2 separate regions of the Homo sapiens genome follow, and region 1 is linked to region 2. Evidence: chromatin loops called from intact Hi-C (ENCODE). Cell type or tissue: Caco-2. All regions are shown on one strand. Links, peaks and the distances in the headings refer to the core of each region. The heading gives the core; the rest is flanking DNA. Region 1 has its middle 7.4 kb from the start of POLD2. Region 2 overlaps NUDCD3 (NudC domain containing 3).

Evidence for each region. Peaks named below come from ENCODE experiments on the same cell type or tissue, not always from the same donor. Only the 100,000 strongest peaks of a DNase experiment are listed, where the experiment ranks them.
Region 1: it touches region 2 in a loop (4-fold over the local background); 3 of 110 quality-filtered maps call a loop at or near these places.

The regions. Positions count from the first base shown.
Region 1 is chr7:44,128,261-44,133,633 of GRCh38, forward strand. No RefSeq gene overlaps it. Among named protein-coding and RNA genes, the nearest start is that of POLD2, 7.4 kb to the left of the region's middle. In Caco-2, for the core only: a CTCF peak has its summit at 2,987 (motif pointing right); a DNase peak (open chromatin) is centred at 3,061.
Region 2 is chr7:44,474,497-44,479,869 of GRCh38, forward strand. All of the region lies in intron 2 of NUDCD3 (NudC domain containing 3), which reads right to left. Among named protein-coding and RNA genes, the nearest start is that of NUDCD3, 13 kb to the right of the region's middle. RefSeq lists a silencer at 2,854-3,148. In Caco-2, for the core only: a CTCF peak has its summit at 3,042 (motif pointing left); a DNase peak (open chromatin) is centred at 3,075.

The DNA.
Region 1 (5,373 bases), core at 193-5,192, 350 kb before region 2:
AGAGGTGGCCCAGCTGGCCAGACTTAGCTTGGGAGCCTGCTGCCTGTTATGTTGCTGAGAGTCTAGGTTCCTACACCCTGTAGGGTTGGTTACAGGAACTACCCTCCCACCAAACCCATACATAGTCCAAGAAAAGCAGTTCCCCATAGGAATCAGTGCTATTGAGAAGGGGACAGATACTGGGCTGGTAACTGATCCCTATTCACTTTCAGGCACCATCCACATAGGATGGAAGCAGACAGCTGCAGTTCCCAGAGGCCAGGCCAGGGCAGAAGCCAGAGTCTATGTACAGCCGCCTGGAGGTGGCACCGATGAGGGCAAGGTGGGCTGACTCAGAGGCTGGGACCCTGGCAGGTGCCAGGTCGACCCAAGCCAGGCAAAAACAAGGGTCTACTCTCTAGAGCCTGGGTTGAGGTGGGTGTGGGTCTTGATTGCAAGCCACAGAAACTAACTGGATACAACTCAAGCATAAAGTAGGTTTCATTACAAGGATACATCTCTGTGGGACCCAAGGACAGGAAGGTGGCCCCTTTCCTGTCTTTCCTTTGGCCTCAGGGAGGAAGCAGAGAGTTCAAGGGGGGTCCTGGGAGAAGCATGGTGGAGGTGTTGCTGACAGCAAAGGGAGCAGTGGGTTAGATAATATTCTATTTTGGAGCTGTGTGGCTCTTTGTGTCAGTGGCACATCCTAGGGGACATTCCACAGCTGGGAGGGGTGGGGCTGAAGTACCTTGGCAGATGGAAGGTTAGAGGCTGCTCCAGACACCTGGGATGGTAGAGACAGATCAACGAGTCCCAAGGAAAAAGACAGTGAAGGGTTGACAGTGTGTTGGCAGCAGGAGGGAGGGGGGCAGCTAGGAGAGGGGCCAGAAAGAGGAGGTCTTCTCTCTCCATGCACACACATGCATATGCACACACGTGCATATGCACACACACACATGCATGCACACACACCCCCACATGCACATACACACACAGACACCTGCTACATACACACCCCCAACCTCTCACCTGCCACACCACCTTCTATGCCACACACTTGTGTCCACGCCCCCACAGGCATGGCAGCAGACAGCAGGCCAAGGAGAGGCTCCTTCTCACTGCATCTGGCCTCTGCTGTGCACTGCCTCGGGTCAGCAGGGCGGGCCCCATGCCAATGGCCTTTGGTGGGAGACACACCTTGCTACCCAGAGAGAAACCTCTGGGCATGACCTGCTGTAGTTGGCAAACTCCTCGGCCCCACAGCATCTATAAAGGCTCTCAGCCTTCAGTCTCCACAGGTCTGGAGGTTTGTCATGTGCCTTCATTCACTCATGAGATATTGCCAGAGCATCTGCTCTGTGCCAGGGACAGAGTTGTTCCTATCTTTGTGTTTGCTTACAGAAAGCCATAGCATGAGAGTGAGCAGGTGGGCCAGGCAAGGAGGAATGTTGCCCAGACTTGCACTGGGGGATGGCTTCCTAGAGGAGGTGACTCTGGACTGAGGCCTGAAGCCCGTGGAGGTCAGGGAGGGGCTGGGGGCAAGGGGGCCAGAATGCTGGGACAGCAACTCCCCTCACACAACCATAGCAGCAAAGCCTGGAGGGGCCAGGGTAGGAGGTTCTTGGGGAGGCCACAGCCCTGACAGCCTGGCCAGAGCTGCTCTCCTTTTAGCCTGGACTGAGCTCGACTTGACCTCAGCACCCAGCACCCTCCACTCAGAAGGGCTGGTCTCAAGGTAACTCCCACTGAGACTCACAGGCACTCAGGGACCAGTGAACAGTGAGTCTGGTGGGGTGGGCCTCTGTTTCTTGTAACAAAGGGTCAAAATGAAGAAAGGAATCCCAGTTTTTGGTTAACTTTTCTTAAAACTTTGTCAATGCTACTGTTTGTCTTCATCAGAACATGGGCTAAGATGAGGTACCACTCATCTATTGCTGCAAAACAAACCTGTCAAATCTTACTGGCTCAAAAAATGCAGCGGTTTCTTATTTCTCAGATGCTGTGGGCTGAGCCAGTGGCTCTTTGTCCCTTCTTGCCTGACCTTGGAAGTGGTCATTTGACTGGGTCTGGAGGTCCATCAGAGTCTCCTTCCCAGGGGTCCAGCCTCAGCCGGGGTGGTGCCAGGCCAGGCCTGTCTCTCCAAGTGATCTTTTATCCTGGGCTTTGTCTTATGGATGTCGCGTGGTGGCATTCAGGTTCCAGGAAAGTGAGAACTACAAGGCTGAGGTCAACAAACCACAGGCCAGCCCAGATCTGGGGAGTAGAGAAACAGCCTCATCCTCGTGATGGGAGGATCTCCACATTAAATGATACACAGAACTCTTTTTTCTGAGATGGAGTCTTACTCTGTCCCCCAAGCTGGAGTGCAGCAGTGCAATCTCAGCTCACTGCAACCTCTGCCTCCCAGGCTCAAGCGATTTTCCGGTCTCAGCCTCCTGAGTAGCTGGGATTACAGGCACCCGCCACCACGCCCAGATAATTTTTGTATTTTTAGTAGAGATGGGGTTTCCCTATGTTGACCAGGGTGGTCTCTAGCTCCTGACCTCAGGTGATCTGCCCGCTTCAGCCTCCCGAAGTGCTGGGATTACAGCCATGAGCCACCTTGCCTGGCACTGAATTCTTGAAGTATCCTGTGATGACTCCCCAGTGGTGTGCACACAGGGCTGTGGCTTTCAGGGGCTCTGCAACCCTGGGAGAATGAGGCCATCTGGGGTACCAGCCCACCCCCAAGTCCATCTGCACATTTGATCGAGGGCTGCAGGGTCACTGCCCTGTGGGTATGCCCAGTGGTTCTGAGTTAAATCAGCTTTGCAAGGGGCTTGCTCTGGGCTGACCTCAGAAGAGGAGGCTGGGAAGGTTGGGTTGGTGCTATCAAGAGGTTGGGTAATTCAGACATCTTCATTTTAAGCTCCTGGATATGTGTGGGACACAGAAACTTCCAGGTGCAAGGACTCAGGTTGCCCATGGGCTCTCCAGGCTGTGTGCAGCCAGTTGATTCTCCTGGAGAGGGAGCCCCAGACCCACAGCCTTGCTGCCTTGTGCTCTGCTCTGAGGTCTGTCTGCACAAAGGTCAATAACAGGCTCAAACCCAGCTCCACCACCTCCCAGCTGTGTGTAACCTTGGACAGCTTGCTTAACCACGTGGGGCCAATACTCATACTGTATTGGTTGGGGTTAGGTTCTGTTGTGAGCATGAAAGACTTCAAACAACAGCAGCTTCCATCAGGTGGAGTTTGTTCTCTTCGTGTAGCATTCGATGGGAGGTAGAGGTGATGTGTGATGCCCCCATATGTCAGAGACGCAGCCAGACCCAGCTCACGGCTCCCCCACCCTGTGGCTGTGGCCCTCATCTTCATAGCCCCAGGAGGCTGTGTGCCAGCTAGGTGTTAGCCAGCGGGTTGGAGGGAGGCACAAACATCTGTCTCTTAAGGAGAAAACTGCCACCACACCTAGTCATACCTGCCAGTGAGGGAGGCAGAAAGTGTAGTCTTTATTCTGAGGCCAGGGGTGTAACTACAGACTCAGTCATCACGGAGCGTGAGAGGGCACCGGACTGCCACGTGTGCACTGTGCCCAGCAGCTGAGTGCCTGGGGCAGAGGAGCTCAATGACCATCAGGTGCTGTCAATATCCCGTCCAGCCCTGCTTCACAGACAGGAAACCGAGTCCCAGACAGGCACACAGAGAGGGAGACTGGGCCTACTCCTTGACCTTGGCCAAGGCCTCCCCCAGCTGTCCTATCCCTACACCTCCACACCCCCAGCTTTTCCATCTAGAAGATTCTAGAAGGTTCACTGCAAAGGAAGAGGTGAGTGTGTGCAGACCTACCTATTCCTTATGTTTCTCCAGCTTAACCAGGCCTCTGCACTCTTGTGCAGGAATATCAGAACATGGGGGAGTCCAGGTTCAGGCTGGGGCCTCTCTCAGCCTGTCAGGGAGGGTCAGGACTGAGGTGGGCTGTGGGCCAGCACGCGCCCATCAGTCCCTGACAGTTACACTGGACAGCTAAGCTGGAGAAGCATGTGGGTCACATATTTCTCATGCCAGGGCAGAAATTTAAGAGCCTGTCTTTAACCTTATCAGTGGTGTTAACTCAGCTAAAGAAAGAATATGCAGAGAGAGAGGGCTGGCAGGCTGGGGCACAGCAGGAACTGGGGCCCAGGTTGGGGGCTCAAGAGGTTGCAGGATAAGATCAGAAAATACAACACAAAGCTGGGCACAGTAATCCCAGCACTTTGGGAGGCTGAGACGAGAGGATCCCTTGAGGTCAGTTCAAGACCAGTCTGGACAACATAGCAGGACCCCCTTGAACTCTACGAAAAAGAGCGAAAACACAACACAACAGGGTCCCGACCCATGCCAACCAGGAGGGAGCCTTTGGGCAGCAGCCCTTGCTGCGCACCTGGGCCAACTTGGCCAGCACTCTCTGTGGGAGAGGCCACTCACCCCCATGCCCTCCCTGGGCAAGGCTGAGGCTCTTGAGGGGTGGAACATCAGGCATGTTGGGGACATAATCGAAAACAAAAATCTCCTGCCAATGCAGAAAACCTTTCCACAAAAGAAGAGAAAGAAAAATTTAATTATTGAATAGGCATTAAACAGATTGCGATGCTCATCACAGATAATCTGCTAATAAATTACAAAGGCAGAAAGAAGTCTCACGCTTGTATATAACCAGGTGCAACCCATCCCGTACACGTTCTCAAGGGAAACGTCACAGGTGCTCAGGTAAGAGGACTTGACAGCACCAGTGGTCACACACAGTTCTCTGTGAATCCCCAGGTAACTGTGGTGGCTACCTGGGTTTGCCTAAAGGAAAAAAAATAAATTCATTCCTTTAAGACTGGAAGTGTGTTTGCAACTTGAGCTAGGCACCGGGCTAAAGTTAGGCTCCCCTTTGCCCACGGAAACTGGGAGATAAGGATGTATCTCCCTTGGTGATTACACTTCAAATGGTGGCTCCTAGGTCCTTAAGGAGACATTCCTGGGATGTGAAACTTGAAAGAGGCTTATTTAGCTTTTGAACAGATCTACATAAAAAAAGTCCAGGAAGGAACTTGCAATGATAGATTTTCTAAAGAAAAAGGAGAGGGGAAAGTCTTTTTTTTTTTTTTTCACCAAGGAGAATAAACTTATTCTCATTTTTAATTTGCATTTGCCCTTCTGGTGCCTCAAAGCTAGGGTTAGGGCACTTGGGCAGCACAGCCGGCCTCTGCCCTGACTAGAGGTTGTCCTAGGGAATAAAATGCAGATTCTGACTCTGAGCCCCAGGTGAGGCCTGCACTGCGAGGGAAGAGGCTCCCTCGGGCCTTTGTTTGCATCCAGGGTCTTCAGGGTGTTGGGGCAGGGATGGAGGAGGGGAAGGTCAGACTAATGGGATGATGCTTTTTTTGCC
Region 2 (5,373 bases), core at 102-5,101:
TTTTGGAAATACACATTTTTCCAGGGGAAAAACTCCACAGATGATTCTAACACTCCTCTTCCTCCTCCCTGACCACATGCTCCCTGAACCCATCCAACTCTGAAAACGTTAAGATACCAGGTTATTTTCTGATATAACTTCAATATCCAGCAAACTCAACACTGCTTTCTAAAAATGAAGCATATAACCTTCACTGCAAAATAAAAATAAACTGCAAAATAAAAAATAAAAATGCAATGTTTCTTGTGAGAATTTTTTAAAAGTCCTCCTAACAACTTAAATCAGGTTTTCCTGACTTGTGATTTAAGTCAAATCGCTTGGAGGCTTCTTATGCCTGAGCTTTCTTAAAGAAGGTGCAGTTTCAGGGTGAATCACTGGAAAGGTGAAATAGCAGCTATGACACAAGATGACACTGAGCCAGGTGGCCTAAGGCTCAATCCCCAGGTGGGGTCCACAGATAGCTGAATCTGAGGGGAAACAGACAGACATCCCTCAACCCCTGGCTTTCTATTCATTATTCTCTCTCAGTGCATACTATGCAGCATATGCCCTCATCCAAGGACAAGAGCCACTTCAGGTAGACAACACTCAACAGTGTACATCACAAATTCATTTCTTTTTTTTTTTTTTTTTGAGACGAAGTCTCGCTCTGTCACTCCAGCTGGAGTGCAGTGGCATGATCTCAGCTCACTGCAACCCCCGCCTCCTAGGTTCAAGCAATTCTTCTGCCTCAGCTTCCCGAGTAGCTGGGACTACAGGCATGCACCACCACACTCAGCTAATTTTTGTATTTTTAGTAGAGACAGGCTGTCACCATACTGGCCAGGCTGGTCTACATCACAAATTCAAAATCAGCAAAAGGCATGCAGGAAATGCTAAGGATACTCTGTTCAGCATAAAAGAAGATAAAGTGTAATAAAATTTTATAAATATACATACATGTATTTATGTATATGTTTACATGCATAAGAAAAAAACAGGCTGGATACAGACACTCATGCCTGTAATTCCAGCACTTTGAGAGGCTGAGGCAGGAGGATCTCTTAAGCCCAGGAGTTTGAGACCAGCCTGGGCAACACAGGGAGTCTCGTCTCTACAAAAAATTTTTTAAAAATTAGCCAGGCATGGTGGTACACATCCGTGATCTCAGCTACTCAGGAGGCTGAGGTAGGAAGACAGCTTGAGCCCAGGAAGTCGAGGTTGCACTGAGCTACAATTGCACCGTGCTCCACTATATTCCAGCCTGGGCAACAGAGTAAGACTATGTCTCAAAAAAGAAAAGGGAAGAGGAAAAGAAAGAAGGAAAGAAAAGAAAAGCCATAGAAAATATCCCAAAAAGTTAATAGGAAGTGAAGGGATTTTCTTTATATACTCATCTGTATTTTCCAAATATTGTACATTGAGTATAATCAGAAAGAAAAATGAAAAGCTTTTTCTTTTTTAAGAGAAATAATAGTAACGATAATAGCTAGTATCTACTTGAGTGCACACTCTGTCAGGAATCATGCTAAGTAGGTCTCATTCAATCCTCACCACAGTCTACGGGGTTGGGTATATGGAGAGAAGGGGATTCTGATTAAGCCCCCGTGACTCTACAAAGGGGTCTCCTGCAATGGGCACCTGAAAAAGCCTCGACTAGTAAAGGAAGAAGCTGTTTAAAGACGAAACAAGGAACCCAAATTTCTCAGGCAGTGTGAGCCTACACACGGAAAGAAGTCTCAGGCCTGAAGCACAGGCACCTTTCTATTCTCCTGACAGCCCACCCGAGGGACATCAAGAGCCACAGATGTCATGATAGGTGTGTGAGTGCTATAGAAGGAATGTTTGTGTCCCTCCAAAATTCATGTTAAAGACCTAACCTCCAAAGTAATGTTATTTGGAGGTGGGGCCTTTGGGAGACGATTAGGTCATAAGGGCAGATCCCTCGTGAATATGAGTAGTGGCCTTATAAAACAGGCCTAAGGGAGTTCATTTGCCCCTTTCACCATGTGACAGCTCGATGAGAAGACAGAGGTCTATGAACCAGGAAGTGGGCCCTCACCACTGAACCTGCTGGCACCTTGATCTTGGACTTCTAGCCTCCTATAGAGGCTGTCAGCAATAAATGTCTGTTGTTTATAAGCCACCCAGGCTACAGTATTTTTGTTATAACAGACTGAGCGAAAACAGTAAGCAAAACCAAAGAAGAGGTACTAAGAAATGGAATTCGGCATGCACTGGGGGGGTCATCTCACACAGCACCAGGAAGTGAGAAAGGCTGAGTAAGTCTCTGCCCCTAATCACTGAAAATGTGGGCACAGCCAGCCATAAAGGAATAACGTAAAATGAAGTGCAAACTCCAAGGAGGCATGGTTACCTGCTGGGGAAAGCGGAGGGATGAACTACTGGAAAAGACTTTGCTGATGAGAAAAGTGAAGAGTGCCCATACCTACGGAGACCAAGTCAGGAGGGAGCAGCCTGATGATGATGATGAAGTATCTGCCAAGGACACTATTAGGAAACCTGAAATTTATCTTCCAAATGATGCCATTCCCTTCCCAAGAAGCACCGAGGTCCCTGTAACTGCGCACAAAGGCCACACTACCCAAAGCAAGAGAAAGTACTGAACAGTTTTCTCAGGTATTATGTTCTAACGGGCTTGTCCTAGAAGGGGTTAATATGTTAGATTGTTCCATGACACCCTCTTTGTACACTGTCACTACTCTGCTTCCCTGCCCAGGGCAGGAGGAATGGCCTAGTTGGACCCAGGGCCCTGTCACTGCCCAATGCACACCAACAGTGTTGGAGCACTCTGTTCCTCATCCAAAGGACAAAAAGATAACCAGTCCAAGCACAAAGGACAAAGACAACAGTTTCTAGGCAGTAACTGACATTCTTAGTGCTACCATATTTTCCTTCTTCTCTGTTAAAGAATTCTGCTCGTGATTTTTAAAAGGAAAAGCCCAGGACTGACACAGCCTTTCAGAGATTTTTGTCAGCATCCCAGCACAAGCAAAGGCAAAGTCACCATCCCACTGTCTACAGCAACACCTGCAGGTCAAGAGCCTGAACTGCAGGTGCTATGAAAGTTGACACTGACGGCCCATGCCCAGGAAACCAACACCAAACCCTACCGTGAGGTCATCCAAGAGGCAAACCCTAACAGGCAGCTCTTGAGAAATGCCTGATTAGTGACTACGTCATAAGATGCTGCAGACTTTGCGCCCCTCTCTTCCACAGTGCTAATCATGTCTGCAGGCACTGGTCACCCAGTCTAGTATTACATAAACACTGAGGCTCAAATGGCACTTTTTCACTTTTTACAAAGTCTTTACTATGAACAATTCTTTTTTTTTTTTTTTTTTTTTTTTTAGATGGAGTCTCGCTCTGCTCTGTCGCCCAGGCTGGAGTGCAGTGGCACAATCTCAACTCACTGCAACCTCCACCTCCCGGGTTCATGCAATTCTGCTGCCTCAGCCTCCTGTGTAGCTGAGATTACAGGCACGCACCACCACACCTGGTTAATTTTTTGTATTTTTATAGAGACAGAGTTTCACCATGTTGGTGAGGCTTGTCTCAAACTCCTGACTTCAAATGATCAGCCGGCCTCGGCCTCTAACAGTGCTGAGATTACAGGCATGAGCCACCACACCCAGCCTGAACAACTATTAAAATTGTAAAGCATCCTTACAGAATATAAGCACATTCTCTGATGCTATCTTGTGCAAATAGGGAAATATCTGTGTGCAAATTCTCTCTCTTCTCTGAGGAATAAGATGGGTTATTTACTTTGGGCCGGGCGCGGTGGCTCACGCCTGTAATTCCAGCACTTTGGGAGACCGAGATGGGTGGATCACCCAAGGTCAGGAGTTTCAGACCAGTATGGCCAACATGGTGAAACCCTGTCTCTACTAAAAAAATACAAAAATTAGCCAGGCATGGTGGCAGGCACCTGCACTCCCAGCTACTTGCAAGGCTAAGGCAGGAGAATCGCTTGAACCTGGGAGGTGGAAGTTGCAGTAAGCCGAGATCATGCCATTGCACTCCAGCCTGGGCAACAAGAGCAAAACTCCGTCTAAAAAAAGAAAAAGATAGGTTCCTTTAAGCCCTGGGGTGGGGGCATTTCTGATCTTCATTTGACATGCCCTGGCAGCAACAGTAGGGCAGAAACAAGAATGAAATTCAGACCAATTGTAGGTTATTAGTCAGGGAGATGCTAAAATCAGAGTGATGGTAAAATTAGGTCAAAATAAAATTTCCCCCAAATCACCCCAAAAATACTATAAATGAAACCTGTACATTATTATGTATAAATAACAATGTATGCTGCAACAGCTTTAGGGCAGAACACAGGCACAAGGTTGCCAGGATCTGGGAGTCTGGCACCAATGGAAATGTCATTGTATTAGTCCATTCTCATGCTGCTATAAGGACATACCCAAGATGGGGTAATTTATAAAGAAAAGAGGTTTAATTGACTCGCAGTTCAGCATGGCTGGGGAGGCCTCAGAAAACTTACAATCATGACAGAAGGGGAAGTAAACACATCCTTCTTCACATACCAGCAGGAAGACGTGCCAAGCAAAGCGGGAAAAGTCCCTTATAAAACCGTCTATGAGAACTCACTATCACGAGAACCACATGGATATAACTGCCCCCATGATTCACTGCCTCCCACCGGGTCCCTCCCATGACATGTGAGGATTATGGGAACTGCAATTCAAGATGAGATTTGGGTGGGGACACAGCCAAACCATACTGGTCATCTATCTTGACTGTGGTGGTTACAAGACTACATTTGTCCAAAGTCATAAACTGTATTCTAAAAGGAATGAATTGTATTGTTACATAAATTATACTTTACTAAAACACAAAACAATTGTCTGTATACAGTAATGAACACCTTACAACAAAAATGCATATATAGAGGCAGGAGGAGTACTTGAGCCCAGAAGTTCGAGTTCAGCCTGAAAAACACAGCAAGATCCTGTCTCTAAAAAAATAAAATTCAAAATACATATATACAAAATATAAATACATTATTTTTAATCTTGTTTCTTTCTTTCCCAGCACTTACACTGAATTTATTTAAATTAAATAAGCATGTGATGTGACTTTACTGTAGTATACAAAAAGGGAGTTTTTGCCTAATACTGGTTAGAACCGAAAAACATGTCAAGTAAGAGTCATCAGATATCAGCAATCTAAGACTTAGATTCTCAGATTTTAGACAGAGTGCTCACAAAAGATGGTGCTTCTGTGTGGTCTTCTACAGAATAACTACCTTAAATTACTCAATTAAAAGAACTGCAGATCTATAATTTATAGGATAAACCATCCTGAACACTGGTGGGAGGACTTGGGGTGCAGCTAAAGGTAGAACAAGGAAAAGGA